Linked DNA regions of Mus musculus: regions 2 and 3 are each linked to region 1. The links are chromatin loops, found by intact Hi-C in ENCODE. Cell type or tissue: left cerebral cortex. All regions are shown on one strand.

The links. A loop is a pair of places that touch in the nucleus more often than their neighbours do. Peaks named below come from ENCODE experiments on the same cell type or tissue, not always from the same donor. Only the 100,000 strongest peaks of a DNase experiment are listed, where the experiment ranks them.
Region 2: a loop joins it to region 1, with 3 times the contacts of the local background. A loop is called at or near these places in 4 of 42 quality-filtered maps.
Region 3: a loop joins it to region 1, with 8 times the contacts of the local background. A loop is called at or near these places in 18 of 42 quality-filtered maps.

What each region holds. Positions count from the first base shown.
Region 1 is chr2:180,271,527-180,279,526 of GRCm38, forward strand. It overlaps Cables2 (CDK5 and Abl enzyme substrate 2), which reads right to left and starts at 1,939. Exons shown (of 10, transcript NM_145851.2): 1 at 1,574-1,939. The coding sequence starts at 1,929. It overlaps Rbbp8nl (RBBP8 N-terminal like), which reads right to left. Exons shown (of 13, transcript NM_173031.3): 10 at 7,576-8,000; 11 at 7,070-7,196; 12 at 6,668-6,738; 13 at 6,120-6,575. The coding sequence ends at 6,417. In left cerebral cortex, a CTCF peak has its summit at 4,405 (motif pointing right); DNase peaks (open chromatin) are centred at 2,096 and 4,429; H3K4me3 peaks cover 2,105 bases; H3K27ac peaks cover 692 bases.
Region 2 is chr2:180,775,268-180,783,267 of GRCm38, forward strand. It overlaps Bhlhe23 (basic helix-loop-helix family, member e23), which reads right to left and starts at 1,633. Exons shown (of 1, transcript NM_080641.5): 1 at 1-1,633. The coding sequence starts at 1,476. The coding sequence ends at 805. In left cerebral cortex, CTCF peaks have their summits at 4,414 (motif pointing left) and 7,754 (motif pointing right); a DNase peak (open chromatin) is centred at 4,391.
Region 3 is chr2:180,429,241-180,437,240 of GRCm38, forward strand. No RefSeq gene overlaps it. Among named protein-coding and RNA genes, the nearest start is that of Slco4a1, 23 kb to the right of the region's middle. In left cerebral cortex, a CTCF peak has its summit at 3,258 (motif pointing left); DNase peaks (open chromatin) are centred at 2,655 and 3,246; H3K27ac peaks cover 309 bases.

The DNA of each region.
Region 1 (8,000 bases):
CTCTCCTACCCACAGACTGGGAGCTGGGGTAGACCGTCCTCCTGTTGAAGGCCTGTGACCACACAAGGATAACAACTCTCAGGATGAAGTGGGGCAGAACTAGGAAGACGGATGGCTGGAAGAGCTAGGACGGCGTGGGTACCAAAGGGAGCCTCAACCACAAATGTTTCAGCTTGCTCTTCAAGGGGGTCCAGCTAACTAACACTCTGGGACAAACTGACCCCTTGTCCCCACTGTATCCCTCTATGTCCTGTGGAGAAGCATGACCTGGCCCTACCTGTAGGCTGAGGTGGTAGCCACAGAAAGTTGAGGTCCTTTGGCCACAGATATGTGATGCAGGGTCAGAAGTCAGACAGCTTTTCCCATCACAGACCTGCCTAGGGCTTCCCACACCTGGGAGCCAGCCACCTGGCAGGAGCTCGGATATATAGCAGTGGGGCCTGCCCAGAAGGGACCTCAGTGTCCAGACTTAGCTCCCGCTGTCACTCGTTAGGTGAAGGCTGAGAATGCAAGAGGGAGCTGAGCAGGCTGAGACCCACATGGTGCTGGTAGCTACGGCCATCTGGGAAGTAAGCATAGCCAGGGAATGGGGGAGTAGTGAGGAATAAGAGCTGTCCTGGGCTAGGATGAAGGATCCTAGGATCCAGGCAGGGGAGGCAGAACAGTTACATGTTGCAGACCCTGAGTCCAGCAGGTGTGGGACAGAGGGCAGGGAGGTGGTCAGGTGTATAAGGCCGAGTAGAGATGAGACCAGGTAGGTAAGACCCTGGCCCACAAGCTGAGTTGGGCACACAGCCTGTAAAAAGTGTTTGTGAGTCTCTGTGTAGGGTAGCCAGGGGAGGGATGTGTCTAGAGTCAATTAGACCAAGGGAACTCCGAAATCCATATTCAGGGGACTTTCAAGGTAAAGAGCTGACCCCATATCCAGGAGCTGACAGCTTTAGTGGGACTTTCAAGGTAAAGAGCTGACCCCATATCCAGAAGTTGACAGTTTTAGTGGGACTATCCCTTCCCTCTGGAGGCTGACCAGCTTCAGTTAATCCCAAACTCATCTCCTGTATTCTGGACTGATGCTGCCACATCACCTCAGTCCCAGTCAAGGACAGACGGGACTGCGAGCCTCTCTGACTCTTGCACGCTGCGGTGATGGGCCCTCAAGTACCAGAATGAAGGATCCCTGGACCACCCTGGCTCCTGCATTATGGGCTGAAGAACCCTCTTCCCTAATTACCCGACACCTTGATCTTGGGCTGGTCATCTTGACCCTGTGTCCTGGGCTGACCATTCCGGTTCACCCAGACCTCTGAGTGTTAAGTTGATGGGTACCAGGTGACCATACCTGTGTGCGGGGTGAATGGACCCACCTCATCCCAACCATGTCCAGGTCTGCCGAGCTTGTGGCTTACCCGAACCCATAGGTCAACTACCCCACAACCTGGGAGGAGGGACCTGGCTCACCACCACCGGTGCCCCGGGCTGCCAAGGCCATAGGTCACACAGCCGGAGTGCTGGTTAGGCCTCTAGGCCACCACCCTGACCCCAGCGTGCAGCCGCCCCCGTCCAGCCCACTCACCTTTGGCGCTGCCCGTCCAGGCCAAGGCCGGCGGGCGCCGTCGTGGGGCTGAGCAGGCCCTGGGGCGCGGGCCTGGCTGGCAGCCCCGGGAGGCCTCCAGGTGGAGCGGGCGGCGGCGCGGGCGCCTCGCGGGCCTCGGTGGGCGGTGGCGGCGGCGGCGCTGGCTTCTCGCCTCCGGGACCCAGGCTCGGGGGCCGTCCGTCCAGGGAGATGTTGTTGAGAAAGAAGAGGGCGGCCTGACGGCGCCGGGAGTCCCCGCGCCTCCGCGGCACGGCCGGCGGGTTCCGGGCGGCCGGCGCGGGCCTGGAGGGGCCGGGGGCCGGACCCGGGGCTCCTCCCGCCGCAGCCGCGGCCATGCTCGAGTGCGCCGCCGCGCCGCGCCGCCGCGCAGCTGCCCATTGGCCGCGGCGCGCTTGCATGCAAATACCACCCCGTCACTCCCGCCCATTGGCCGCGGCGCGCCCATATGTAAATATAGTTCCGCGGTTCCTGTCTATTGGTTGCGGCGCGCCTGTATGCAAATACCACCCCGTCGCTCCCGCCCATTGGCCGCGGCGCGCCCATATGCAAATATAGTTCCGCGGTCCCTGTCCATTGGTTGCGGCGCGCCTGCATGCAAATGAGGCTCCTCTGAGCCCTTCGATCGGCTAGCGATATGTGGCTTGCCCCGGCGCTCCCCTGAGTCCTAGAGTCTTCTGTCTGTTGTAGGTTTGGCGTGGCTAAACACGGCAAGGTCGGTAGGTGCACGGAACCTGTGTCCTGTTCTCCCGTCCAGGACTCGGTGTACAGGGCACCCTTCAGCGAATGTTCATTATGGGCTGCAGACTCAGGGTGCGGGCCTGTTGTGGTCACTTGCTCCGGGGTGTTCCCTCAGCCCTGGGGTTCTTCTGGGCAGGTATCCATCCATGTTCCACCAGAGCCTGTAACTTCCGGGCTGTGCCGCCTGGCCTCCTCACTGACTGCTGAAGACACCCGTCTATGGTCTGAGGGCAGCTGACATCTCAGTTGCCTCATGGACGTGGTCTTGAGTCTGCATGATACTGGAGTTTCAGTTTCCTTCGTGGAGGATGTCCAGGACTCGAGTATACAAACCCTTCTGGCTCAGTACCGTGTGTGTATGTCGGCCCTTCCCTGTACAGAGTCTTCACCCTACCATCACCTGCTCTTTCCAGCTCCCAACCTATGTGGACTTCTTATCTTTCTTTTGTTTTGTTTTTCAAGTCAGGGTTTCTCTGTATAGTGTAGACCAGCCTGGCCTCGAACTCAGAAATCTGCCTGCCTCTACCTCCCAAGTGCTGGGATTAAAGGCATGCGTCACCACTGCCCGGCGACTTCTTGTCTTTAAAGTGTTTGATGGATCATTGAAGAAACACAAAGGAAAATCTCCCCAATGTTCTTTTTGGTCTATGGTCACTGCCTGCTCTGGTCCTGTGGCTGCTTAAAATGGGTGCTGGAGTGGAGTTGGTTGAGGGAGAGAGATCCCTGGGAAGTGGCTTCTTTCCTTGGGAGAAGCCATCGGTAGTGTTACCTATAGGAGTTCATACTGCCAGTTCCTTCCCTGCTTTTAAGGCTCAGGCAGGCTGATTCTGTCAGACACCCCCCTCTATCCATGGCATCTCCCTGTCATCCCTGAACAAGTAGGCTTACCCTTACTCTGTTCTGACCCCCCTCTTCTCCACTGCCTTTTCCTAGCTACCCTGCCAGGAACCAGTGACAAGGTGGACAGTTTTCCTGTCTAGTAGAACGCAGGGCTTGGTCCATTGAGTGGTGGGCACTCCCAGAGAGAGTAATTTCTGTCAGGGGGTCATGGTGTCTGCTGACCTGGGGTGGTGTCCTTCACACTCAGGCTGCTTACCTTTCTGAGTTTTGGTCTCTGGTAGTATGAGGTGCTAGCTGTATGACTAAGCTGCTTTGGGATGGGTAATTGATCGTGGCTAACAGAAGCCACTGTCTGACAGGGATGACAAGGAGGTGTGCTCCTGGCAGGGTACCATGAGTGTGGACATAGCCCTAGAGCTAGACCCCAATATTGGCAGACAAACCTGTGAGGTGATTGAGGGACATTTAAACAGGAACTTGGCCTCTTCCTGGGTGTGGTACTGTGGGTTTTTTTCCCTCACAGACCAAACCTGACCAGGAGGTCAAAGTGGATAAAACATACAGCTTGTGTTTTATTCAAATTTGAAAAAGCTGAAGAATCTTGTAACTGATTGAACACACACACACACACACACACACACACACACACACACACACACACCTGGCTGTCCCTTGGAATTTTGTCCTTCGGGCCTCTCAGGTGTGCTCAGTAGAGAATGGTACTCTGTTAAGCCCAGGCCTCACCCAGTCCCAGTGACAGTTTCTCCAGTTCTGGAAGTTTCAGGCTCTTACAATTATACCCACAGTTCCCTTTTATGCTGTAGTCCTTCTACCTGGTTTGGCCAGCTCCAGCCTTCCTCACTCAGTTATGGTCAAGTGAGTTCTCCTTGGCTTTCACCCTGACCTTTTGGCACATATTTAGATGCTTATAAGAGCATGCTAGGAACTTTGCCTGCTTGGCACACTTCTATTCAACCCTCAAAACCCAAATCTAAGCTTCAGGTGCCACCTTCCTTGACCTCCCCAAGGCAGCTTCTTTCTCCCTTATTTCCCCACACTGGACCCTGACTGGTGCTTTGCCAACAGTGCCTGTTTTTGCCCTGGAAATGGCAGCTCTTAAACTTCATACACAGGTATTTCCCTAAGTTTCTTCAATACCATCAGGATCTAGTGGTTCAGGGCTGATTCTTAATTCTTAGTCTTGGTTGCATCTGCCAAGACTCCACAAGGGGGCGCCTGAGACCGCGCTGACTGAAGCGTCCTTCCTAGCCTGGAAAAGTCTGGGACCTCCATCTCCTCTGGAGGTGGGGACCTTGCCCAGAAAAAGAAGCAGGGCTAGGCTGAGGCTCCCCTATTCCCCGCCCTGCCTTCAGATGGGAGGAGCTTCCCAGAAACCTGAGAAGAGACTTGGCTGGCCAGCCCCTCTGGATGTAGGCGGAGCTTATGGGCATTGACTATTCCGAGCTATCTTCAGGTCGTGTGGCTTGACTTGTGCAGGCAACAGTCTGTGACAGCTACCTCTGGGCAAATGCAGTGTCCCTCAGTCTGGAGAGTTAGGTCTCCCGACAGCTGTTAATGGGGGAGAGGCTGAAGTCCTCCTTTGGGCTCCTGGGACCTTCCGCCGGTGTCAGGGGTTCCTTCGGTTTCCTCTTCCCTTGGGATGGCTTCTTGGGGGCTGTGGGAAAGATGAAGTTAGAATAGAGATGGCAGCAGCCGGTTTTTCTGGCTTTCTACTTCTAGGCTCAGGAAAACGCAACTTGGTGAAGTCTGTTGGCCACTCTTGCTCCTGACAAGGTAGTGACTGGCTGGAGCACGGGAGGAGACCCACAAGTATGACCAAAGGGCTGACTCTCACAGAGCCTAACCCCAGAGTCTCTCTCACTGCCAGCGTGGCTGGGACTATGACCACAAGGGGTGGGCATCTGGTCTGGGCAAGTAACACCCAGGACCTTCTGAGATGCTGGGTCTATGGAGCAGAACCTCAGTTTCCCTCATGTGTGTCAAGTGGTGTTGAGTCTATGTGCTGGTCAGAGCACAGACAGAGACAGCTACAAACCCCTCCCATTCTGCATGGCTTGAGTTAATCCTAGGATGTGTGACATCCTGCTAGGCAAAGTGGGAGCATGACCCTCACGGGACATGAGCCTGTTCTCACTGGCTGTCTTACTCAACGTGAAAGGCAGAAGGTGAGACTCTGGTAACTCAGTGGACCACACCCCAGCCCGTGCGTACATAGCAGGAAGTGCTTGGAAATGACACAGAAACCCTGGCCTCCACTCGGAGCAAACACAGGCTGCGGTCAGTCCCTTTCCGGCAACAATGGCTTATTGTGGTGGCCCCAGCCCAGCCTGCTGAGCTGTAGCCTGGGCAAACATAGGGTACATGCATATTAGCTTAGGTGTTCAAAGACTCACCATTGTGCACCGGAGGAGGAAGTGTCCTGACACTCTTACCCAGGACCAGGCTGGGAGTCTGCTATCTTATCAGACAGAGTTGAACTCAAAGGTACCGCCCTGGGCAAACATGTGAGCAGCCCTGACACTGAAGGAACACATACCCCAGAGCCAGCTGGATGTGCCTCTGTGGCTGCCCAGAGGGTCACAAGAGGGTCCAAAGATGCCAGCACCAGGGAGCTGCTTACAGGGCACGGTATAACTGTCTTCAATTCCCTGTCTCTCTTTTGGAGACTGGGGCTCATATTGCCTAGGCTGGCCTTGTGGCAGTTGAGGATCCTAATGTAATTTACATTGTTCCCGTGGCTGGGGGTGGTGGTGCACACCTTTAATTCCAGCACCCAAGAGGCAGAGGCAGGTCAGTCTGTGAATCTGAGGATATAGCCTGGTCTTTTTTACAGAGAAAGTTCCAGGCCAGTCGGGGCTATATAGTGAAACCCTGTCTCAGAACAAAACAAAAGAACAAATCAGAACAAAAACCAACGCATTGTTCTCTGTGGAAGATGTTATTTCTTTATGTGTGGGATGTGAGCTCCAGAGGCTCAGGGGTGCTAGGCAAGCCTTCTGCCAACTGAGCTGCACCCCAGACCCTCTCAGCCGCACTCTTAACTCTTAAGTTTATGGAACTCTGGTGTTGGTCTTCTTGAGGGAAGGAAGCTAAGGCCCAGGATTACCTCAAGGAGGTCATTTGGCCAGGATTCACAGAGGCCTTTCCTGAAGAGGCTCGGGGCTTCTATCAGGCTCCAACTGGAACCCAGATGCTATTCTCCAGGTGTCTAGAGACACACCCATCACATTCCAGGCCCCGCTTTCCCCTCCCGGAGGTAGGTACCTTTGTCCTGCAGGTCTGAGGCCCGCTTCCTCTTCTGTTGCTGACTCTGTTGGTGGTCTTCAGCATGCCCCACCCCTGGCATGCTTGGCTCTGCACTTGCCTCAGAAATCAGGCCCGCCTGGGCAGAAGGAGACACGCTCAGGGCAAAGGACACCCTCTCCTGCCTGGGCATCCGCCAGGACTAACTTGAATGAGTGACTGAGGACCCACCTTGGTGTCTGATGTGTCTGACTCCTCCAGTTGCTCCAGGGCTAGCCTTTGTGCTCTGACCTTCTTTGGCTCTAAAAGACACGAATGAGGTCAGCCAGACTGGCAGTCTTGGGCATGCAGTCCCAGGACAAGAAAGAATAATGACTCTTCAGATGAGGACATAGAGGGGCTGCCCCCGGGGATCTTGCCGGAGTTCTGAACCTAGGTTCACTTGCTAGGTAGCTCCCTGCTTGGCTTTTTCAGCCCTGTGAGTTGGAGCCTTCCCTTAGAACAACGTCTTCTGGACCTCACAGCCTCTATCCACAGTGGGGGAGACCCTGCTGGAGGCCTGCAGGCTGCCATTCACATCCCTTCCCACTGCACATCACTTCTGACTGGAAGTGCTCTGAGTGCTAACATTACCTGTGGTCCCACCAGTGTCAGGCCTCTGCAGGTGAGGTCCTGGCTGTGGCCTTCCTCCAGCCTCCTCTGCAGTCCTTCCAGGAGAGGTCAGGCCCATACAGACTCCTGGGAGAGGGTGTGAGGTATCCTGGGAGAGGCAAATTAATGGTTTGAGTCTGTCTGTCTGTCTCTGTGTCTGTCTCTCTTTCTCTATTTTGTCTGTCTTTCTCTGTCTCTCTTTCTCTATTTTGTCTGTCTGTCTCTGTCTCTCTTTGTCTCTGTCTTTCTCTGTCTCTCTTTTGTTTCTCTGTGTCTGTCTGTCGTCTGTCTCTCTTCTCTCTCTGTGTATAGCTCAATCTTCAGACTATCGTAGGTGTTCAGTCCTTTCCATTCGAGTGTGAACAAGACAGGCTACTCTTTGGTATTAGCTGGTGGGGCAGAGAGAAGAAGGCAGCCCAAGGAGGTGCAATACTACCTACCCTGCAGTGGAGCTGCATAGAGGCTGAGGACAGAGCTGGGATCCTTACCTTGGGAGTAGAGTATTCTTCAGACTCCTGAGCTCTGGTCTCTGTGCTGACATTACTGAGAGTATGGGAGCTGGGAACCAGGGGTCTGGACAAGGTGGGCAGCTGGGGGCTGGGAGTGTAGACAATTTTAGGGCTGAGTGGCAAAGGTTGGCCAGTTGACTTGGAGATGTCCCGACACCGTCCTCGGTCAGAGAGGTCCAGAGGCTTGTCTGGGGGGCAGTCCTGAGTGGCTACATGTGTCTCCTTCCTCTGGGAGCTACCTTGGCCTGTAGTTTGAGGGTGCCACCCATCAGGCTGGGCCTCTGTACTCAGAGCTGGCTTGGGGGCCTCACTGTCAGAGCCCTCAGAATCCGAGCCCGCTGGTGGGGAAGATGGCATCTCTTCTGGTGCAGATGGGACCTGCAACCTGGCAGTGCTTGCCCGTG
Region 2 (8,000 bases), 500 kb after region 1:
CGGCTTCCTCCAGAAGTTCCCGAACTGGCGCAGAGGGGACTTGGTTGGTCCTGGAGCTAGACTAGACTCTTCGGCTGACCCTCCAGGGTCAAGTAGCCCTGAGCAGGTTGTGAGGGCTCCACCAGTCCCCTTGGGACAAGTAGAAAGAAGTGAAACCCAGCTCAGCCCACAGGAGGCCGGCGGTGGCGCTCCAGGCTTATTTAGAGATGTTTCCACAGACTTTTGAGGCTGGCTTGAATTTCCTGAGCCTCTGGGCAGGCAAGAATGTTAACAGAACAAGCTCAGACTTGGAAAACGTTGTAAAGCTCACCTCCTGGGATCTTCCTGCGTCTGCCTCCACGACCTCTCCAAAGGACCTCGGCGTAATTTTGCTTTTAGGCCGGGTCTGGAGTCTTGGAGCCAACAGAGGCCCGAGGTGAGGGGCCGCACCCGTCCTGAGGAACAGGTCTAGTTGAAGCAAGCAAGGCCCTGCAAGTTGGCTTAGAAGGGGCTGGGTTCCCCATCCAACGCTAGGATGTGGTCAAGCGCGATGCTCTGTGCCTGCGCTCCTGAGCCTTGGGCAGTCACCTGTCAGATGTGGGACCATTCACTAACTGCTCACTCCCGTAGCCTTTTAGCTGAGATAGTTCAGTGGATGCGGCAGGGTCTAGAGTCCAGCGCCAACTCTCTGGCTTTCTCAGACGGACTTCTCATTCTGCACCCAACAGTTCTGTAAGCGGAGTACTGGGCTTTCTCATAGAGTCCCGCCAGCGAGGACAGGGAACAGTCTAAATAGAAAGGCGGCTGCAGAGGGGATCGGAGCCCTCAGGGCTTCTCGCCGCAGTGTTTGCAAAGCGCCGAGGGCGATCCTGAGAAGGTGGCACACTTGTCTGGGCAGGGCCCGAGCGCGGTGCCCGCCGAGAACGGGTAAATCGCTGCCTGGCCAAAGGGCGTTAGAGGCGCGGCGGCCACCGGCGCCGCGAGGCCCTGGCCTTGGTTGAGGTATGCTACCAAGCGCCGCATCTCCTCCAGGGCCTGCGCCTGCATGAGGATGTAGTTTTTGGCCAGCAGAAGTGTGGCTATCTTGGAGAGCTTGCGCACCGACGGGCTGTGCGCGTAGGGGATGACTGCGCGCAGTCCGTCCAGCGCGTCGTTCAGGTCATGCATGCGTCGCCGTTCGCGCGCGTTGATGCTGAGCCTCAGCGAGCGCTGCTCCCGGGGCCGCCGCCGTGCGTCAACCGCAACCCCGGACCCTCGCCGCCGCCGCCGCCTCTCGAAGGCTTCGTCCTCGTCGCCGCTCTGCTCGCCGCTGCTCTCCACCGTCGCGGCGGGGACACGAGAAGCGGGAGCCGCCGGGAGGTCGCCACCCGGACCCGATGCACCGAAGCCGCGTGTGGTCTCCGGTCCGCGCGCTGCAGCGTAGGCGTGGCCGGTCGCCGTGTAGCTGTGGCTCAGCGCCAGGTACGAGTCCCCCGACAGCGACTTGAGCTCGGCCATGACCTCTGGAGCCCGCTACGGCAGTATGGCTTCTTGCCCTGCGGGCGCGTCCACCTGTCCAGCTGTCTGTCAGTCCCCGGGCCTGCGCGTGGCCTCTCCGGCCGGCCACCCTTCCTGCGCCTTCTCACCAAGGCGCGTGGCCGGCCGGGGCCGCTCTACCTCCCACTCGTATTGGCTTCGTTTTTAAGCTGCTGAGGCTCCCGATGGGACTTCACGCCGTCCAATCAGAGGGGACCTGCTGCCGGCATCTTCCCAGCCCCGCTCCACCCTCTATGCGGACCCACGGGCCTGAAGATGGGAGCCGCGGAACCTGAGGGCGCTTTGCCTGCTTCTTGGCCCCTCAACTGCCATTTCTTGTTTCCTACGGGGTCACTTTCCCAAAGCTCCAGTCTTGCCTTGTTCTGAGACCCCATCCGCAGGAGCTGCGCGCTGAGCGGGAGCTCCCAGCTGGGTTCTCCTCCAGGTCTCCGTATCCTTGCGAGTTGAACCAAATCAAATCATCTTCCTGTAGGCGGCAGGTCGTCGGTCCCTTCTGTCTGTCGCCTCAACACAAAGTTCTCCTGACAGGTGTATTCCAGTGTGGCTCCCGCGTTTGGGATGAAACCTTTTGCTTAGGACAGACAGACGTTTCCCTCGACTTCTGAGGTGAAGGATTCCCAGTCTTGTCCTGGGGGGAAGAGTATGATGGATTTTCTGTTTTGGCTGGGGAGTGAGGGCTGAGCAGAGGTCGCTGTAGAAGTGTCCAGGTTCCTTCTTGTAAGTGAGGAACTGGGGTTGACTTCACCTGCCCAGGCTTCAGTCTCAGCCCAGACCCCTCCCCACACAACAGATAATCTAGAGCCTGGTGCTTCCTGTGCTCCGGCTGGTCCTGAGTGTCTGGTTCCTATGTTGTTACACACTCAGGAGCAGGGGCTGTGCTAGGGGCTGGCTCATCTTTCCTAGTATGGGAGCCACGAAGCCAAAGTCTCTGCCTTATTGGAGACTCAAACTCTCTGAGGTTAGGAAAGGCAGAGCAGGTTGAGTTTCTGGTACCACCTAGTGCTGAAGGCTCCCTTTCTACCTAAAGAACATGAGGAGCTGCAGGCTGCAGGCTGGCCCTTCATATTTGTCAACTAAAGCCCCAAACATGAAGGCTGCTGAGGGGCTTGGTGCTTTTTGAGAAGTCCTCCAAGGTATGAACTTGTTAGGGCTCTGTGGTTTCAGCAAGAGGTCGATTCTCTTCAATATGGTAAGAGATGGGGTCTCCCTGGCTTCCAACTCTGTTCTGAGTTTCACCAGAAAAAGAAATTATTCAGTTGTTGGGCACTCTCTAAGAGCGCATAGATGCTAGAGGCACACTTGTGAAGTGAGTGTCGGTGAGAGCCATGTGTTTTCTGGAAGGTTCCAGGAACTCTATGTCATCACCAGTATGCAAGAACACAGATACAAACACATATGTGCTTAAGGAACATCAGACTTTGCTCTGGGCCTGGAAAAGAAAGAAACCAGACAACATCTTCTTGACTGCCAGAACTAGTTCACCATGTGGCCAGCTACACTGTGGAGGGCAGGTATCACCTAGAAGGACATCCTGGCCCAAAGAATGAGGTGCTTCTAAGAGTCCTTTTCCAAGTACTTGTCCCTGGGCTGATGGTGGTATGGGTGGGAGTTGGCAGTCCTGAGGCTATGGATCACTTCAGGCAACAAGAGACAAGATCTACAAGAGGAATAATGGGGCCATTGGGATGCAAAGATGGAAAGGCACACAGTAGTAGCACAAGCCCCTGAAGCTGTTCAGGGGAGTCTGTCTCCTTGGATGACAGGGAGGTTGGCCTCCAGAATGACATCCCAAGAGAGTAGTTTTGAAGCTGCCCCTGTGGCAGCAACTGCATAGATTGGAAGGGGAGGACAGCATTGCACTTGTCTGCTCCAGTCCAGTAGAGCTTCCAGAGCCTGACCAAAGCAGTGTGGGAGGCTAGGAAGAGAGCGCTGTTTGCACGGATCCAGGTCTCAGCCTGTGGGTGGAGGACGGCTCCTGTGGCCATGCTGAATGGGAGGCTCTTGGGTGATGTGGAGTGGATATTGTTATGAGTGGGGTGTCAGCAGGGTGCACTAAACTCTAGGCCATGGCCATGGATGTGGTGGGTCTTCAAGCTTTGCTTTAACAATGACTGCTATTGATTTGCATTAAAGATACAACCTGGGTCTATGAGGGATAGACTCTGAGCTTTCTAAACTGCCCAGCCAGGAGAGTAGATGTCCTCCAGTTAGAAGACTAATGTTAGTTGTCTGACAGAATCTATAATCACCTGGGAGGTATAGCTGAGTATTTCTGTAGGAGACATCTTGGTCATGACGGTAGGCTGAGAAGGCAGGTCTACTGTGCCCTGGGGTGGGATCCTGGGCTGTTAAATGAAGAGAGTGATATAAGCATCAGTTGCTCTCCTATTCTGGCTGTGTGTATGATGTGGTCATCTGCTTCAAGCTCCCGCCACCTCGATTTTCTCACACGATGGACTCTACCTTGAACCATGAACTAAAACCCACCCTTCTGCAAGTTGCTTTCTGCCAGAGTGTTTATCACAGAGACGAAAAAGAAATGGAGACATCCAGTTAATTGAGAACATTCAGTTGCATCCATCACAGCTCTGAAGGGTTAGGTTGGGGACAGGCATGGTTGCCAGCCACCTGTTTGTAATAGGCAAGATGGCTGGGTGTGGTAGCACTTGCCTTTAAACCCAGCACTTGTGAAACAGATGCAGGTGGATCTCTAAGTTCAAGGCCAGCCTGGTCTCCACAGTGGGTTTCAGGACATTCAGAGATACATATGAGATCCTATCAAAACCAACAAACCAAACAAACTGCAAACCAACTTGCAATAGGCGAGCTGCAAGGAGAGGCAGAGTTTTGCAGTGCCACACTGCCACCTGTAGTGCCACACTGCCACCTGCTGGATGATAAGGAGATTGCACAAGCAACTTCTCAGGCTCTTTCCCAGATTGGTGGGCAATTGGAGAAACCCCAGGTTTACCATCACCCCTATCCAACGTTCCTTTGCTGGAGCTGGGCGCCGTAGGCATACCAGGGCTGAGTAGGACCACAGCTGAGAAGGCAGCGCTCTTGATGCCTCTCATCCACGAAGCATGGGAGGACATGATGCTCTGCACCAACCATTTGTACGTTCCCATTACAGATGTGGGTCCTCTCCGTAACACACATGGTCTTAGGATAACGCATGGGACTGGAGCCAGGACAGCCCCATCCTGACTCAGAGTGGGCGTGGTCTGGCTTTTTTTTGAGGTTAAAATGGACCTTAGATTTTGGATGAGACTCTTCCCCCACTGTTTGGATGTCAGGTAATGGTGGCCTCCTCTGGGTAATTCAGCCATCTCATATGAGGGAACCTGGTGACCCTTGCCTCATGCAGACTTCCCAAGTGCTTCTGGGTGGCACGAGTCCATGCCCTCAAATTCTTTCTGGGCATGGACTTTTCATTTCCCACGGGGGACTGTCTTAGGCTCTGTTCTATTGCTGTGAAGAGACACCATGACCACAGCAACTCTTTCAGAAGTTTAGTCTATTGCCATTATGACAGGAAGCAGGGAGGCACACAGGCAGAAATGGTGCTGGAAAAGTAGTGGAGAGTTCTATATCTGGATCTGCAAGCTGCAGGAAGAACACACAGGACCTGGTTTGGGCGTTTGAAGTCTCAAAGCTCATCCCCAGGACACGCTTCCTCCAACAAGGCCACACCCACTCCAACAAAGCCATGCCTCTTAATCTTTCTCAAGTAGTAGTAACACTCCCTGATGACTGAGCATTCAAATATATGAACCTATTCTTATTCAAACCACCACAGGGGCCATGGGGGAAAGTCTTGCCTTTGTGCCCTCTCTTCTTTTCTTTTCTTTTCTTTTCTTTTCTTTTCTTTTCTTTTCTTTTCTTTTCTTTTCTCTTCTCTTCTCTTCTCTTCTCTCCTCTCCTCTCCTCTCCTCTCCTCTCCTTTCCTCTTCTTCTTTTCTTTTCTTTTCTTTTCCCTTTCTTTCTTTCTTTCTTTCTTTCTTTCTTTCTTTCTTTCTTTCTTTCTTTCTTTCTTTCTTTTTTCCCCAGGATCTTTTTAGAAGCTCCACAAGGGACATGCTCCCATCTGCGCACCAGCTGCAGGAGAATTGACAAGACCTCATCCTTTCCCCTTTATTCTCCCTTCCCCCACAGGAGCATCTGCTAGCCTTTTCCAAGGTGATGAGGAAGTGTCCTGTGTATGTTTTATTTATGTTTTTAGGGTTGGCAAGATCGCTTCATAAGCCTGGTCACCAGAGTTCAATCCCTAGAACCTACATAAGAGAAGTGAGTCCTGAAAGTTGTCATCTGACCTCCATACAGGTGCTGTCTCTCTCTCTCTCTCTCTCTCTCTCACACACACTCACACACACACACACACACATGCTTACACAGCACACATGCTCACACACATATGCTCTCTCTCATACACATACCCATGCTCTCACATACACATGCTCACACATACACATGCTCACATACACACATGCACACACTCACATACTCACACACATACACACCTGCTCACACACCACACATACAAATGTAATACATAACACTACAGCTGTGTTTTAAACATGTTTATCAAGACATAATTTGTATAATGTGCAACTCGTTCATCTAAAACATTTAGTTCAAAGACATTCAGAAGCTGTATTCTGGGATACACAGCCCTCACCCTAACTAACCTCAGGACAGCCTCTACCTCATCCTACTAGAGTCTCCTGCTGGCGTTCTCACCCCGCCCAGCCCACACCTGCACTGCTGACAGTCTCTGAACTGGGCTTGTGGAGTTCTGCTCTGCACTGCTTAGTTGACTTAGTTGAGGGGTGTTCTCTAGAGTGATTCCTCAGGTTATGAGAGAAGAAACACAGGGTTCGGCTTCAGTCTCGATGTAGTTACTTTGTAGCAGTTTCCCCCGTATTTCAGCACTCCTCTTTCCCAGAAGATAGAGTTCTTACTCCATGAGAATAACATTCTAGGTCCTGCATGTCTTCCCTACCAGTCAGATGTGGGTGGGTGGTGCTGACCCTGATTATAGCACCTGGGACTTGGCTGTAAGTACCCTTTGTCTCCCAGAGTTGAGCTGAGTTGTTTCTTCTCTCCCTGGAGGCCTTTTGGACACTTCCCCTGCCTCAAAGGACAAGTTCCCTCTGGTTCTCCCTTGCAGAGAACTGAGAACAATGATGGATTCAGACCTCTGATCTCACAACCTCAGCCCCTACTTCTGTCTCAGCACACCACTGATCTGTATCCTCCTGCAAGATCTTAGCAGACCTCACCGTGCAAATCTTGGATAAACACACAAGCATGTGAGTGTATGTGCGGTTTTCTTTCTTACTTGTTTCTAATTTAATCGCCCTGTGGTCAGTGAACATGGCTCTTAGTAATTTTATTGAATGGAATTGAGACTTTCTTTCCTCCAATGTGTGGTTAATCTTGGAAAATATACCTTGTGTTTAAACCGCAAAGAGTGTGTGCATGTTGAAGAAGAGCCACTCGCTTCCAAGCAAGATACTCCATCCAATCCCTAAGTTCATGCCCTCCACACTTTTTTGAGACCAGGTCCTACTCTGTTATCTAGACTGCCTGAGAACTCCCGATATTTCTGCCTCAGTCTCCTGAGTACTGGGATTGTAGACGGGTGCTTCCATGCCCAACTTAATTCATATTTCTTACACGTTTATCCACTAGATTCTGAAAGAACAATAATAAAGTCTTATTATGTAATTAAAAAAAACACGTACAACCCAATAGATAACAAGACAAAATAGAGCCCTGTCCCAAAGCTCTTCTGCTGTAGGTATGGAGGTTAGTCTGAGAATCTATTCCTTGAAGATGTTAGTAAGATTGCCTGACTTGTTGGGATGTGCTTTAGGCCCAGCATGTATACATTCAATAGAAAAATTCAACACATTGCATTCTTTTCAGGGCAGTTTCAGTTGCAGAAAAACTGATGAGGAATTACAGTGTTACGGATGTGTCATCTCCACCCTACGGTTACCAGTGGTCTGTATTAGTGGGAGATATTTTCTTTCTTTCTTTCTTTCTTTCTTTCTTTCTTTCTTTCTTTCTTTCTTTCTTTCTTTCTTTCTTTCTTTCTTTCTTCCTTCCTTCCTTCCTTCCTTTCTCTCTCTCTCTCTCTCTCTCTCTCTCTCTCTCTCTCTCTCTCTCTCTCTCTCTCTTTCTTTCTTTCTAAGATTTATTTTATTTTTATTTGAGTACACTGTAGCTGTTTTCAGATACACCAGAAGAGGGCATCAGATCCCTTTACAGATGGTTGTGAGCCACCATGTGGTTGCTGGGGATTAATCACAGGACCTTTGGAAGAGCAGTCTGTGCTCTTAACCACTGAGCCATCTCTCCAGCCAGAGGCATTTGCTCTTATTGATGGGCCTATGTTGATATGTTATGATCGGAACTACGGCTATGTGAGATTCATTCTTGGTATTGCCTATCTTCAGAAGTACACTGTTACCCCATAA
Region 3 (8,000 bases), 160 kb after region 1:
TGACACACAGGTTCACACAGTGGTCCTAGCCTGGGGCCATTCTCTCTGCAGGGAGAAATGCCAACTGAGGGAAGAGCCATTCTCTCTGGCTCTATTCATGCAGGACAAACACATTTGTATTAAGGTGTTGGTTAGAAGTTGACAGGAAATACCAGCTTCTATCCAGCTTCAATATATCTCCTAAGGCTGTGTGTGTGTGTGTGTGTGTGTTGTATGTGTGGTGCATGCATGGTGTGTGTGTTTTGTATGTGTGGTGTGTGTGTTTTGTGTGTGTTGTATGTGTGGTGTGTTTATGTTGTGTCCGTGCATGTAATATATGTGATGTGTGTGTATGTGTGTGGTGTGTATGGTGTGTGTGGTATGTCTGTGTTGTGTGTGTTGTATCTGTGTGTGTTGTGTGTGTGGTATGTGTGTGTTGTATGTGTAGTGTGTGTGTGCATATGGAGGCCAGAAATCAAGTTTCAGTGTTTTCTTCTATCACTCTCTACCCTATTTTTTGAGACAGGATCTGTCACTGAACCTGAAGCTTGTCGATTTGGTTAGACTGACTGGCAGCAAGTCCAAGTGATCTTTCTGCCTTTACCTCCTAAGTGAGCTGCTGCTCCTGGCTGTTGAACATGGGTGCTGAGAATACACACTCTGATCCTCATCCTTGCAGGGCAGATACTCAGTGAGCCAGATCCCCAGCCAGTGATGCATCTTCTTTGAAGACAGGCATGATCATAGAGAAGTGGACAAAAGACTGGAAACAGGTCTTTTCCTATATTCATATTCGTCAAGCTATAGGCTCATGATGAATGCTGGCCTTTGAATGCATCCAAGGCACACAGTCAGAGAATGAATTTTCTTCTGTCATACTTAAATTATAAACCCAGTTCTGGCGACAGAACTGATGAGGGGCCTGCTGGCAAGAAAATCAGAAAATCAGCCTCAATATCTGTCTGGGGAGAAGAACAGGGAAGGTTCTAAGGGTTCACGTTGACACAGTGCACCACAGTTCCAATAAAATCCCCAGAAACTGTCCCCGAGCAAGTAAGTTTCTGCCCCAAGATTTGCACATAGGACCAGCCGTTGAGTTTAACATTCAGTATTGGGGATGACCCATGAGAGCTAAATAAATTATGGCAAGAATGTGGGTGGCAACAGATGTGATATCCAAACACACTGAGTGGGACCAGAGGGTAGCTCAGTGGATGAAGGCACTGGCTGAGGAAGCCCGGCACACCTCGCTCTGTCCCCGGAACCCGCATTCAGGCTTCTGTGAGATTATCCTGATTACCTTAACTGATATGAGAAGGCCCATCTCAATTAGAGATAGGGCTATTCTCCACTGTGTAAGGAGAGGAGGGAAGCTAAGAGGCACACACACATTTGTTGCTCTTTCCTGTGATCAGCCACTTTAAGCTCCTACTTCACCTCCTTGCCATGATGGAACTGTGACCCGACATAAGTCCTTCCTCTCTTAAACTGTGTTTGTCTTGGTATTTTATCACAGCAACAGGAAAGTAAGGCACAGACAAAAGGAGAACAGGATCTTAGAGTTCTGCATAAGTTCCTTCCAGCTTTGCTCACAACAGCCAAGAGGCGGAAGCCGCTCAGGGGTCGTCAGTGAGTGAGGAAATGATGAAGTAAGTATATGGTCCACACTGCAGACTACCTCTCAGCTCTGAGGAGGAAAGGTATTCTGACAACACAAGGGAGCGCCAAAGGCGTAAGGAGGAGGGACATAAACCAGTCGCAAGAGGACAAACCTTACGTGATCAGCAACTTGAGTTCCCTTGAGCCACAAATGCCGCCGCCGCTCCAGCAATGACTACAAGACTGGGGAGAGAATGAATGCAGACTGGTGTCCAACAGGGATGGAGCCTTACAGAGGAGTTTAATGCTAGTGAGGGTCCCCCCCCCCCCAACGACGTGAATTAACTGAGTACCCTCAGCTGTGCCTTTGAAACAGACTCATAAGCCTAATGTTATGTGCGCCTTCCCAGAATAAAAACCCACATTAATGGCTTACCTACAATAGAGTCTAAGCACAGACACATGGCCGATGCATTTCAGACCCAGGTTCAGCTGTCTTCTGGAGGGGACGCCATTACCAAACCAGAACACCTGGTCCTGAGCCCAGCTATGGCTCTGGGTCAGATTTCTCGGCTCTCAGAGGTGCTGCCATCCATCTGTGTGGAGAAGGAGAGGGCACACAGTAGAGCTTGCTGTAAAGGTCAAAACCCAGACTGCATGTGCAATGCACTGAGCATGGTAGGCCACAGCTCCCACTGTACAGTTGTTCTCAATGCTTTCCATGGCCCCTCTGACCCTTGGACATGTGGACTCCAGGCCCTGTGAGCCCAGTCTAGCAAACAGGTAAAAGTCAACAGGTTTTGCTCTGCATCGGGGAGTTTGGGTCTAAGGGAAAGTCAGGGAGCAGGTATCATGGGAGCTGATTCTAGGGTGTGCTTCTCATTCACATGTCAAAACGGGATTAAGATAGAATACACTATCGGCAAAGGAAGGACTTCCACACATGTCAGAGGGGAGGCCGAGTATGGAGGGCCATGGGCCAGCAGCTGCAAGCATCCCCATAACATACTGAGTACCCAAGTGCTACCGAAGCAGAATTCCCACGTGTGAGACAACCGGGCCATCTGTTAGTCTTGGGGATCCCAAACCTTCCAGCAGAGTGAGACCGTGAGTAGGTGACATGGGGACCGAATGTGCAGACAGCCACCCAGTGAGATCGTGTTGGAGTCCCTTGAAATTCACATGGATGTTTGGCCATGTGTGATGCTCTGGAAACCCACCTAATAGGCCTATGCAGGCAGGCCCAGAACTGGCCATTAAATCTAGGCCTCATCTAACCCAGACATGCCAACACAGATGTCTGGGATACACCCACTATTAGCCAGAGGGGAAGCCAGGGCTTCCAAAGACTCTTGAAGCTGGGGGAGGAGCTCTCATCTGAGACTTCCCGCAGTACCCTGGAGTTACTGACACTCTGGGGCCTCTCCAGACTGTGTACCCGGGTCTTGACATGTCTGTGCTGGGCTGCAGCGTCTTTCTCTGTCTCCTCTGTCTCTCTGTCTCTCTGTCTCCCTCCCTCCTTCCCACTCCTCCTGGAGATGAAAGCTTCAAGAAGAGTCTTGGAACGTCTTCTGCCAGGTGCCCCAGGAGATCCACACAGTGTAGATAACTCTCATTGGCTCCCTCCAGCAAGGCCGGGTGCCTTGGGCTCAGCTGAAACACTTCCGCCCTCTCCTGGCTGAGGTGGGTACTACAGGGAGAGACTAGTGAGAAAAGCCGCCTGAAGCCCCTTCAGGAGCCTCAAGGGCTTCACCAGATCGTACAAGGAAAGTCCTGCGCTGAGGCATTAAGGAGAGACTTGGGGGAACCTTTTGGTCCCAGAACCGGGAAAGGAAACTAGAATAGTCTACAGGGCCAGGATTTTCTGTACCGCATAGAGTCCCACATTTTTATAAATGGGAATACGGGCAACATTATTTTCTAGTTGGAGAAACTGAGGCTTTGAGAAGCAGACACCTTTGTGGGTGCTGGATTGACACTCTAGGGCCTGTGACAGGCTTGGGGAGAAGCGAGAACAACAATAGCAATAAAGCCAAGGACGAAGCTAGCTCTGGTGCTGCTGCACTTAGTAGCCATGTTCTAGGTGCCTCACCAGCAGCACAGGCCCAGCATGCCCTGTGCAGGGTCTGGCCACGCCCCCTCGCAGATGTCTAGCACTGACTCTGAAGTCCTTACCATTAAGACCAGGTGGTATATAAAACGTGCAGGTTTTAGGGTTCGCTGTGGCCTTACGGATGGTAGGGCTCACCTCCATGAAGTTCATTCTAGGCTTTGTAGAGCGCTGAGCCGCAGCTTAATCAGGGCCCGGCCCATATGAGTCCCCACCATCACCTTAGAGCACAGGGCCAGTACTACACATGGCTACCAGTCCCTCCTCTGTAAACAAGCCTGGTTTTAATTTGAGGGTTCCAGGTCATAAGCCCTGGTTAAACATCCCTGACTGGATAGCTACTAAGAGAGGCATGGGACATCCAGGTGTTGCCAGCCAATGCACTCCCCAAAGCGAGGATTCACCACGTACCCTGCTTACTTCTGGAGCTGCCAGGTGGTACATGCTTGCCTTGCCACCCCACCCCCACCCCCGGCCTCCCAGATGCACCAGAGTTCTGAGGATCCTGTATTCTGGGAAGGGAAGTGCTATGCACCCGCTCCAACTGGCCACCAGATTTTCATACTATTAAAGCAAGCCTGGGCCTGAATATAGTCTAAATGGGGGGTGGGGGTGGGGCGCAGCATTCAGGACTAAACAGTCAGCTGTTTTACTCCAACCCCGGGTGTCTGGTGGTAATGTGGGGCCCATATGGCCTGCCAGAGCACAGAATGCAGAAGATTTAGTTAAAATTACTTCTCTCTTATGGTTCTGGGGCTAGATCCCAAGGCCTCGCGCCTGTGAATCAAATGCTCGAGCACTGAGCCACATCCCAGGCTGAAAAGCTTCTTTAATTTCTACTACCATTCTGCCAGCAGTGGGGCGAGCTCTTCTTTCTCCAGAATGATTGAAAAACAGCTTATGGGGAAAGATTCTGTCTCCCTGGGTCCCATCTGAGCCAGGATACAGGGAAGATGTCCCTTGGGATGGGGGCCTCCTTTGGTGGCCTCGCAGCCAACTCTGTGGAACCCAAGCTGCCTGCTTCCACTGTGGATCTACTCCAGACCTCCCTGCCTGGATCAGCCCTTGACGATCACTCTTGCTCCAGCCTGAAAGGTGCCCTGTGTAGACACTGCCCACGTCTGATTTTGCTTTTCCTTCTTCCTAGACAACAACAGAAATGTGTGCTGTGACGATCAAAGGGGCCCAGACAGAGCTAGAGAGAGTGGAGTGGGGCCAGGCCAGGTCACTAGTGTGTTTCCCTTTTGTTCTTCCTCTTGCTGTTAAAGTTATACTAGATGTTTGTAGCTCCTGGAGAAGTTACCAGCACAGGCTGGGGTGAACCAGTATGGGAGGACGGAGGGATGCAGGATGGGAGAAAGAACAGTCAAGTGTAAGGTCCTGCCCAAGGCCACCTGAAACCCATCCTGTCATAACGGAGCACCTAAGATGCCAGGTTTGGCCAGAGGCAGGCCTCTGACAGGCAGTTCAGGCTGGTCCCAAGGAAGAACCTGATGGGAGCATCAGTCACTGAGATGCCCACATTCCAGATTCCTAATAAGCACCAAGATATTCAGATACACTAACTGGTCACACCACCTAAAACGCCAGGAGGCAATTCACAGGTTCTGAAGTGAACAAGAGGCAAGAGGGCCATCCCCACACACGCAGTGTCTCTATGTAGCCAAGGAGTAAGAGAAATGTCTCATGAGAAAGGGAAGGCTAGGATGAGGATTCACTGCCCAGCATTGAGGGACTGCGGTTGAATGGACAGTGATGTCACAGCAAATAAGGCAGCCAGACAGAGCCCTGCTCCTGAGCCCCCCATCATGCATACAACGGCCAGTCTTCCTGTCATAGATAGGGGTACCAACGCATGCATATGGAGGAGGTCATGCCAAGGAGGCCTCAAGCAGTTGAACCTTAGGAAATGTTTTGCACAGGGGCTAAAGTTATCCTCTGACCTATATGCTATGTATGTATATGGGGGCAGCTATACACATGCATGCATGCAAGAGTAAGCCAGAGGTTGTTGGGCATCTTTCTCAGTTCTTCTCTGTCCTATATATTGAGGCATGGTCTGTAGTCCAGCTAGCCAGCTTGCTCTGGGATCTCCTGTTTCTGCCTCCTGAGTGCACAGAATTTTAGGTCGATGACCATGACCATTCACCATTCACACGTGCTGGAGATCAGAACTTAGGGCCTCACATTTATATGGCAAGTGTGTTACCTACTGAGCCATTTTCCCAGCCCCTGAATTCTATACTTTAAAATAGTCACTTGGGTGGATATGGTGGTAACAGGTTCATAACCTTGAACTTAGGAGGTAGAGGCAAGCAGATCAGGGATGCAATGTCATCCTCAGCTTTGTGGCAAGTTCCAGGCCAGCCTAGACTATATGAAACTGTTTCAAAACAAATACAGACCACACACAAAAGCCCAGCAGCAGCAGCAACAAAACAAACACAGGAATAAATGTTGAACCTGGGGTGGAGGCAGTGACTCTGGCGTGGAGCAGGGCCTGGGCCCCATCCCCTGCACCAGGTGCTAAAGCAGTAAACTTCCTGTCCCTTTTGTTTGTGACACTGAAACAGCAAAGATATCCCTCAGTGGCTGATCCAGGGAGATCTGAAGACACAGGACTGCGGTGTCCACAGTAGTGGAAAGATGTCTGTACGAGTATGGGGGCAGGGCAGGGCCCAGCTTCCTTAACCCAAAACAAGAAGCCAGCCACATTCCAAGCTTTGAGCCAGTTCAGACACACATCACCAGTCAAGTGGCCTTGAGAAGCAGCCTGTGTGTTGCGTGAGCTGTTCCTGGTGGGTGTGATAGCAGAACTGTGTTTGTGTTCTACACATGCAAAGAGCAGCTCAGCAAGGCAGTGGGAATGGATGAGGTCATAGGAACCCAAGATTTGGCCCTAAGTAACCTGGGTGGGCTGGGGGTGGGAGCTGTTGATGGCCTGTGTGTGTTCCATGTGTGGGTGTTTAAATGTTTCCAGAACACCATAAAGCAGGAACTGGTGAGCACCACACACAAGGGCTCAGGGTTTCTTCCTGGACCCAGGTGCTGGTCAACTCCAGGCTCCCAAGTTTGTGAGGACTTTGTAGATGATCCCTGGCACCATTACCATTGTGGTGTGTTCAAAGCACATTCCTGGTACCCAGAGCACCAGAATCATTTCTTCCACAGGGATCTGCTGTGTAGGGCCATGAAAGGCAGCCTATTTTGGTTGAATGAGGCTTGCTCCGGCGATCCAGTAGAAAACTCTACAAGGGACACAACAGGGAGCCACGTTCCCAGAGACAGGTGCCTGACACCACAGAGCCCCCCAACTCCATAATTCTGTGATTATAAGTCACTCAGACAATGTCTCAAGCTTCTGGCATTCTGGCTAGACTCCACCCCCACAGTTACCTGACTACAGCCAGGTATGCTCTTCCCCGTAGTTACCTGGAAACAGCAAGATAGTCCAGCCCACTATAAAAGAGGCTGCTTTGCCCCTTCTCAATCTCTTTAAGCTCTCACCTTTCTTACTCTCTTCTCTAGCCCTCCTTCTCTCTCTCCTTCCCCCCTCCCCCTTTCTCCACATGGCCATGGCCAGCCTCTCTCTCTCTTTCTACCCTCTCTCTTTTTTTCCTGCCTTTCTACAATAAAGCTCTAAAACCATAGACTGTCTCTGCTTATCAAGGCCCACCATGCTTGAACAATGGGATAGGCGTTCCCCTAACAAGCCACGTCTAGCCTCCCAACAGAAGGCCTTCCTGCTCTCCAGCCACGGACCGGACCAAGGACTCTCGCCCCCGTGGGAACCACCCAGCAGCCCCTCTCCCCCTGCCTTCTCCTCCCTCTGGCCCAGTGATGATGGAGTCGCCCCCCCCCCTCGGGGGCCCCCCATTTGTTCTCAGCTCTTCCGTGGTGTCCAGCGGTGTCTGGGATGCATGAGACTGAGAACCTGTTGTCTAGGACTGCCCCTTGTCCACCCCCCGCCGAGCTGGGGTTCAGTGGCTTCCTACAGCCAGACACCCACCCCGTTTCACATGGAAAGCATGCAGCAGTATTCCCACGTCCGCCTGCCCACTCCCTCTTTTGCCCATGCCCACTGCCCAACACTGCTGTCTCCTGCTGTGTCCCCTGTTATGGCTTCCGTGGCCTGCAAAACCTGGCTCACCCACATGAATGCACCAGCAAGAAGCAAGAACAGAGATGTGGAGAGGAAAGTGAGACCAGGGGTTCGGAGCTTCCCAGGACCAGAAAACCAAGCATTTCTCCCGGGACCTGGAATTTTCCACAAGCATATCTGTCTCTCATGTGACTTAGCCACATCCTCATT